Regions from separate parts of the Mus musculus genome. Here region 1 is linked to region 2. A link is a contact called in ENCODE POLR2A ChIA-PET data. All regions are on one chromosome and are shown on one strand. Each heading gives the region's core, a stretch centred on a gene start or an enhancer-like site at or near the end of the contact. The rest is flanking DNA. Distances are from core to core; before and after follow the strand shown. Region 1 holds the start of Casp8 (caspase 8). Region 2 holds the start of Stradb (STE20-related kinase adaptor beta).

Evidence for each region. ChIA-PET counts read pairs that join two places held with the same protein, here RNA polymerase II (POLR2A).
Region 1: POLR2A ChIA-PET joins it to region 2 with 55 read pairs in Patski. The contact joins the promoter of Casp8 here to the promoter of Stradb in region 2. POLR2A ChIA-PET finds 5 or more read pairs at or near these places in 2 of 5 experiments (Patski and embryonic stem cell).

Annotation. Positions count from the first base shown.
Region 1 is chr1:58,793,905-58,796,932 of GRCm38, forward strand. Casp8 (caspase 8) reads left to right here and starts at 1,470. Exons shown (of 9, transcript NM_009812.2): 1 at 1,470-1,834.
Region 2 is chr1:58,971,675-58,974,838 of GRCm38, forward strand. Stradb (STE20-related kinase adaptor beta) reads left to right here and starts at 1,848. Exons shown (of 12, transcript NM_172656.6): 1 at 1,848-2,176. It overlaps Trak2 (trafficking protein, kinesin binding 2), which reads right to left and starts at 1,808. Exons shown (of 16, transcript NM_172406.3): 1 at 1,563-1,808.

The sequences.
Region 1 (3,028 bases), core at 220-2,719, 180 kb before region 2:
CCAGATGTAAATCCACCTATGGACACCTGAGTTTTTATAAAGAAATCCAGAATTATTCAATGGAAAAAAGAAAGCATCTTTAACAAATGGTGCTGGTCTAACTGGATATAGATCTATATCTACCACCCTGACTGCACAAAACTCTAGTCCAAGTGTATCAAGAACCTCAACATAAAACCAGATACACTAAACAAAGAAGAGATAAAGAAAATGTGGTATATTTACACAATGGAGAATTATTCAGAGTTAAAAAAACAAGACAAAACAACCAAACAAACAACCCCTAACATCATGAAATTTGCCAGCAAATGGATGGAACCAGAAAACAAAAACAAAAACAAAAACCTATCCTGAGTGGGGTAACTCAGACCCAGAAAGACAAGCATGGTACGTACTCACTTATAAGCAGACATTAGCTATAAATTACAAGATAATCATGCTACAATCCACAGACCCAGAGAGGCTAAGTAACAAGGAGCCATCTCCCTAGGAGGGAGAAATAGAGTAGGTATCATGGGATTGGAACTGGGGGCATGTGGGGATGGGAGCAGAGGGATCAGGTTGGGCGAGGATGGAGGGAGAGAGTATGGCAGAGAAGACTGGAATGTGGGGGCTAGAAACCTATCAGGGTGACCCTTGCTATGACTCCTAGTAATGAGGGGTTTGGAGCTGTCTGCTGTAGCCAGGCAAGCCTTCCAGTGGAGAGACTGGGACACCAACTCAGACCCCAAACCTCTGACCTACCATTTATCCTGCCTGCAGGATGTGCTGGAGAAAAGATGGCACAGAACTTGTGGGAGTCTCCATCCAATTACTAGTCTCTCTTGAGACTTGTGCCACAAGAGGGAGGCCACCTCTGACACTGAATTCATGGAGGTCAGGAACAAGAGGCTGGATGCCCCAGACAGCTAAGATAGAACTGAACATGACCAAAAAAAAAAAAAAAAAAAAAAAAAAGCATGAAATGTTTTCTAATCATATTCTGCCATACTTGTAGACAGAAATCTAACATAGTCGCCATCAGAGAGGCCTACAGCCACACAATAGGCAGAGCTTGGGGAATCCTACAGGATATGGGGAGGAAGGATTGTAGGAATCAGAGCTCAAGGGCACCACAAGAAAACTCACAGAATCAACTAACCTGGCCTCATAGGCACTCACAGAGACTGAACCAACAATCAGCGATCCTGATGGATCTGACCTAGGCCCTCAGCATAGCTGGTTGTTTGGTTCAGTGTGAAATCACTTTCTTCTTGTAGTTGGCTCCTTTAAACTTTGTGTGTGTGTGTGTGTGTGTGTGTGTGTGTGTGTGTGTGTGTGTTCGTTCGTTCATTCCATTAGCTCTGGTTCCACTGTCTCTGGGATAGCCTGGAACTTGCTTGTTCTAATCTTCCTGTCCCTACCTCCGAGAGTGCTGACATTTCTAGAGCAGAGGGTTTCTGCGTGAAAGGAGGTGTGGTTGGACTGGGGGAATAAGGAAGTGTCCTCCAGAACTGGCGGGAGCTCTTAAGGCGGGCAGAAAGCGAAGCAGCCTATGGCCTCTAGGGCTGGCACCAGGATGCCACCTCTAATGATTAACTCAAACGCCTCTAAACATTCGGAGGCATTTCTGTCCCCTATGCCCTAGTTCTCTCAGTTGTCTTTCATTCTGACTTCGGTGCTTAAAAGTCCAGCTTCTCGGAATCGGTAGCAAACCTCTGTGAGCCGGCGTGGAACAGGAAGTGAGTACAGTTCTGGGGAGCGCCGGCCCGGGCTGGAGGCTCGGAAAGCCCAAGCCAGCGGAGGCCTCGCCCGAGCTGGAGTTGTGACCGGCGCGGCAGGTACTCGGCCACAGGTGAGTGCTGCAGAGCAGTCGGGTTCCTTTCCCACCAGCGGGCCGAGATCCCACCGGTGGGTGTCGATCTCGCGTGGCGCTCCCCGAAATGCAGCCATCGGGGTGCCGTCGCCGCCTCTCCAGAAAACTTTATTGGACTTCTTAGGCTTACTTTCTTTGTAGTTTGGCTCAGGACCTGGAGCTGAGTTAATCCTCCGGGGAGTCCTCTAGCTTGAGCTGCGTTTCCTCCGGCGATTTTCGTGCTCTTCCCAACTCAGACGTCCATCAACTCTAATCCCAAATTCTCTCTTCCTTTCTCCTTCTCCTCCAACATCTCCCCTCCCTTTTTCTCTCCCTCTTCTTCTCTTTGCCTTCTCCTCTCCCTCCCTCTCCTCTTCCTCTCTCCCTCCCTCCCTCTGTCCCTCTTTGGTTTCATGATTTCCTGCAGAAGCTCAGGCTTCTTGAACTTACGACCTTGCTTCCACCTCCTGAGTGCTGGCAGTACAGGGGGTGGGGGGTCGTAGGGCACTAGCTCTGCACTTAAAACACCAACCCCCCACCCCCTCACCCCAACCCCCACAGAGAGGGGATGAGAGAGGAGGGAGGGAGGGGGCTACAGGTGACCTGAGGCCGGTAATTCCTCTACGTGCTAAGCAGTTGTAAGGGTGACTGGCTTGTTAAGTACCTGTAAGGAATTATCATACAGTCATATTTCTGTTTCTTCTTTCTTTCTTTCTTTCTTTCTTTCTTTCTTTCTTTCTTTCTTTCTTTCTTTCTTTCTTTCTTTCTCTCTCTCTCTCTCTCTCTCTCTCTCTCTCTCTTTCTTTCTCTTTCTTTCTTTCCTTCCTTCCTTCCTTTCTTTTCTTTTCTTTTCTTTTCTTTTCTTTTCTTTTTTCTTTCTTTTTTTTCTTTTTCTTTTTTGTCTTTTTAAAGGGAGTCCTCTAAGTGCCTTCTGCTTGGCTAGGTCTCAGTTTCATTCTTTAAAAAATTATTTATTTCTATTTTAATTTCATGAGTATGAGTATTTTGCCTGCATGTATGTATGTGCACCTGGTACTGGGCGGGGGGGGGGGGGGTGGCGGCACAGATTCCTTGAACTGGATTTACAGACAGTTTCAGCCATTATATGGGTGCTGGAAACTGAACCCAGGTGGTCTGCAAGAGCATTGAGTGCTCTTAAACTCCTGAGTTGTCTCATCGACAAATCTTTCTTTT
Region 2 (3,164 bases), core at 598-3,097:
GACAAGAAGAAAATGAGCAAGAACTACAGTGCTACCATCCCCCATCCCTCATGTTGGCTCTAATATAGTCTGGGCAGTGAAGTAAAAACATTAAAAGGCCAATTTCCATAGTCTTTATGACTATGAATGTTAAACATTCATAGGGAAGAATAACAATGCTTTGTGACTATGGATGTTAAGCATCTGCAGTGAAGAATAATAACCATAGAACCATAAAACCCGAGAACTGGAAAGCACCTTTGTGATATAAGTCCAATCCTATCATTTTTTTTTTTAAGACATAAAGGCATCCAGGTGGATTTGGAATGAGCTCTTAGTGTGTTAATGAGCAGTTCTATGAGGGATGAGACTAGCAGACAAGAGTGTACAATTTGTTCAGAGGGCTAAAGTGGGAGTTACGGATGCATTCATAGTCAAGGAATGATGGAGCGAGTACTAGCAAACTATGAAAATTCTTCTTAACCATTCTTTTAACCTGGTTCATAACTTTGAGGCAAAGCAGGTATGGGTGTAAATCTCGACTTGATACAGAAAGTCTCCAGTGCAACTAGTGAGCAATGTGCGTGGTTAGGTGAACCGTGTACATCATCACATCAGTAAAAATGGGTATGGGTAAGAGCACTGTCTTTCACATAGGTATGTATGTGCTGGTTAAACATCTGAGGCTTGCCAGATACTACCTAATTTTAAAAATAGAAAGCTGGAGAGTGGCCGAGATGATAAAGTGCCTTTAATTTTGCCCTTTCCCACCACCAAATGTCCTTCACAATTCGTTTTCAAGTGTCACCACCATTAATATGCTATTTGGAGCTCACTGTAGCTCAGACTTTTAACAGGACAGCAAAGATTTGAAAGGTCACAAACATTTTTACTAAGGTAGAGCAAGAACTCTGAGTCTAGCTCATTTTGTTCAGTGGTCCTTACATAAGCTAAGTGAATTTCCAGCGAAATATTACCATCTTTCCTGATGCAGAAAAAGATGCATAAGCAGGTAATTGACTTCACTGCCATAATTGTGATTTAAAAAAAAAAAAAAGTGTCTGGGACTCAGAAGTGCTGGCACTGGAAAACACAACTGCCAATATTCATTCTTTTTGCTTCAACCAAAAGTCTTTCTGTCTGTCTGTCTTCCTTATTTCTTTTAAAAAGACATGTGGCGTTTGGTTCCAAATCAATTACAAATAAAAGCCCAATAAAGAAAGAGCTCTTTCTAGTGTCCTTTCCTCCCATTTGCATCACAGATGGCCACCGAGAGCTTAAGGTTTAACGTCCAGACACTAAAGCCACTCATCCTAAAACGACAGAGCTCCAGATGGACTCTGTCTGGCAAAGGATGGGAAGCTGCCAATCTTCAGAGGTGCAGATAGGGTGAATCCCGGAGGCTACCGCCCAGTTCCCATCAGTTTGCACCCACACTTGGGAAACATCCCTTTCCCATCTCGGGGCGGAATCCTTCCGTGAGTGACCTCTGGGGACCAGAGGGACGCGGGACAGGAAGGCTTCTCTGCCTTTGAGAGAAGTTGACAAGGGCAAGTTCGAATCGCACGCGGGAGCTTACTCACGGGAATGGCCCGGCGTCCTCGCTCTTCCGCCCACACTCGCTCAGGAAGAAGCCCCTAATGCGCGGCAGCCTGAGAGCAGCATCTGAAGCAGCCGCCGCCGCCACCGAGCTAACCCCCCCGGGCGTGGCAGGAACTGGCAGGCGCTCTCACATCATCACCGGGCGACCTTGGAGCTGCAGTGACGCCGGTTCAATGGCAGCCCCCACCCAGCTAGGGAAGCTAAAAAGGAGACCCACTCTCCCAACAGGCTTTGCGGCCCTAGCGCAAAGCCTTCTGGGAACTGTAGTTTGCTTTCCGTCCCGCCTACAGCTCGAGGGCCCCGCCTCCTCACTCCAGAGCTAGAAGCTGGAGGCGCGGTGGGGCGGAGCGGCGGGCCCCGACCCCGCTGGGGTGGGGCGAATCCCGTCCCGGCCGGTTGCCCCGGGCTAGGGCAGAAGTCCAGGCCGACCGGCCTTCTCCAGGCCGTGCTGCACTTCTGTGCCTTGAGGCTCACCCTGGAAGCCGGCCTAGTGTTTTCGCCTCGCCCCTTCGCGAGGCAGGTCCCGGGGCTCGCGCGTGTCGCCTCCCCTCAGCGCCCGCTGTCTGGAGAGTCGCTGGCCTTGGTCACCGCCTAGGTAATGAGGGGAGGCAGGCCAGCACGGGATGGTGTGGGGACCCGGGGAGCGACAGGGAACGCAGGTCGGTAGGTGCACAGCGGAAGGCTACAAGGCCAGTCCTCGCCTCCGCTCCTTACCGGAGTTGACACGGCCGGCCGAGCAGCCGCTGGAGTCTGCGGGACGCCGGCTCCCGCTCTCTGTCTCTGTGCCAGCGCACGGGGGGGCCGGGGCTCCCGGGTGCCCAGCAGCGGTGCCAGGTGCAGGAACCCAGCTACCGCCGCCCCGCTCCCCCAGCTCTTACCTTTGGTAGCGCACACAGGCCTGGCGACTTCCCAAGCTGAAGACACTCTGGCCCCAGACCTGTCTGCTCAGAGACGTCGAAGGGACCTTTTTCCAAATTAAATGTCCAGGCTTCGTTTTGTCTTCAGTGTTTACATTTGATGTCTTGTTTTCCCCTCGTGGGTTTGTTATGTCAAATACCTTTCCTCCAAACTTGATCATGATTTGTGACAGCACCTGCATAGCACAGTGCTTGGCACTCCGTAAATATTTGTTGAAACCATGAGTCATGATACTAAGTTTGGAAAATTGGATTAAGCTGTGTGCTTCGCTATGATCTTTGTTAAGGTTTTATGAGATTTCAAGATCACCTTGAGAATTACTGTAATTTTGAAGCCTAACAAAGAGTATTGGTAGGTTTTTTGTTTTTGTCGGCATTTCCTGTAACAGTAGACCATTGAATACCTCGATTAACGCAAAACCCAAGTCTTGTAAATACATAGCCCCTCTGGTGTCCATTTAAAGTGTTAACCTTTCAAATGAAAGGCCTGGGTATGACTTCTATATTATGCAACAAATTAGATTATTTATAAAGCTTTATTGTGGTTAGCTTTTTAGGTACAATTGCAAGGGACTACACTGAAGTACTCATCATTATGTTTAGGAATACAGGTTTCTTAAATATATATATATATATATATATATACATATACATATATATATATAC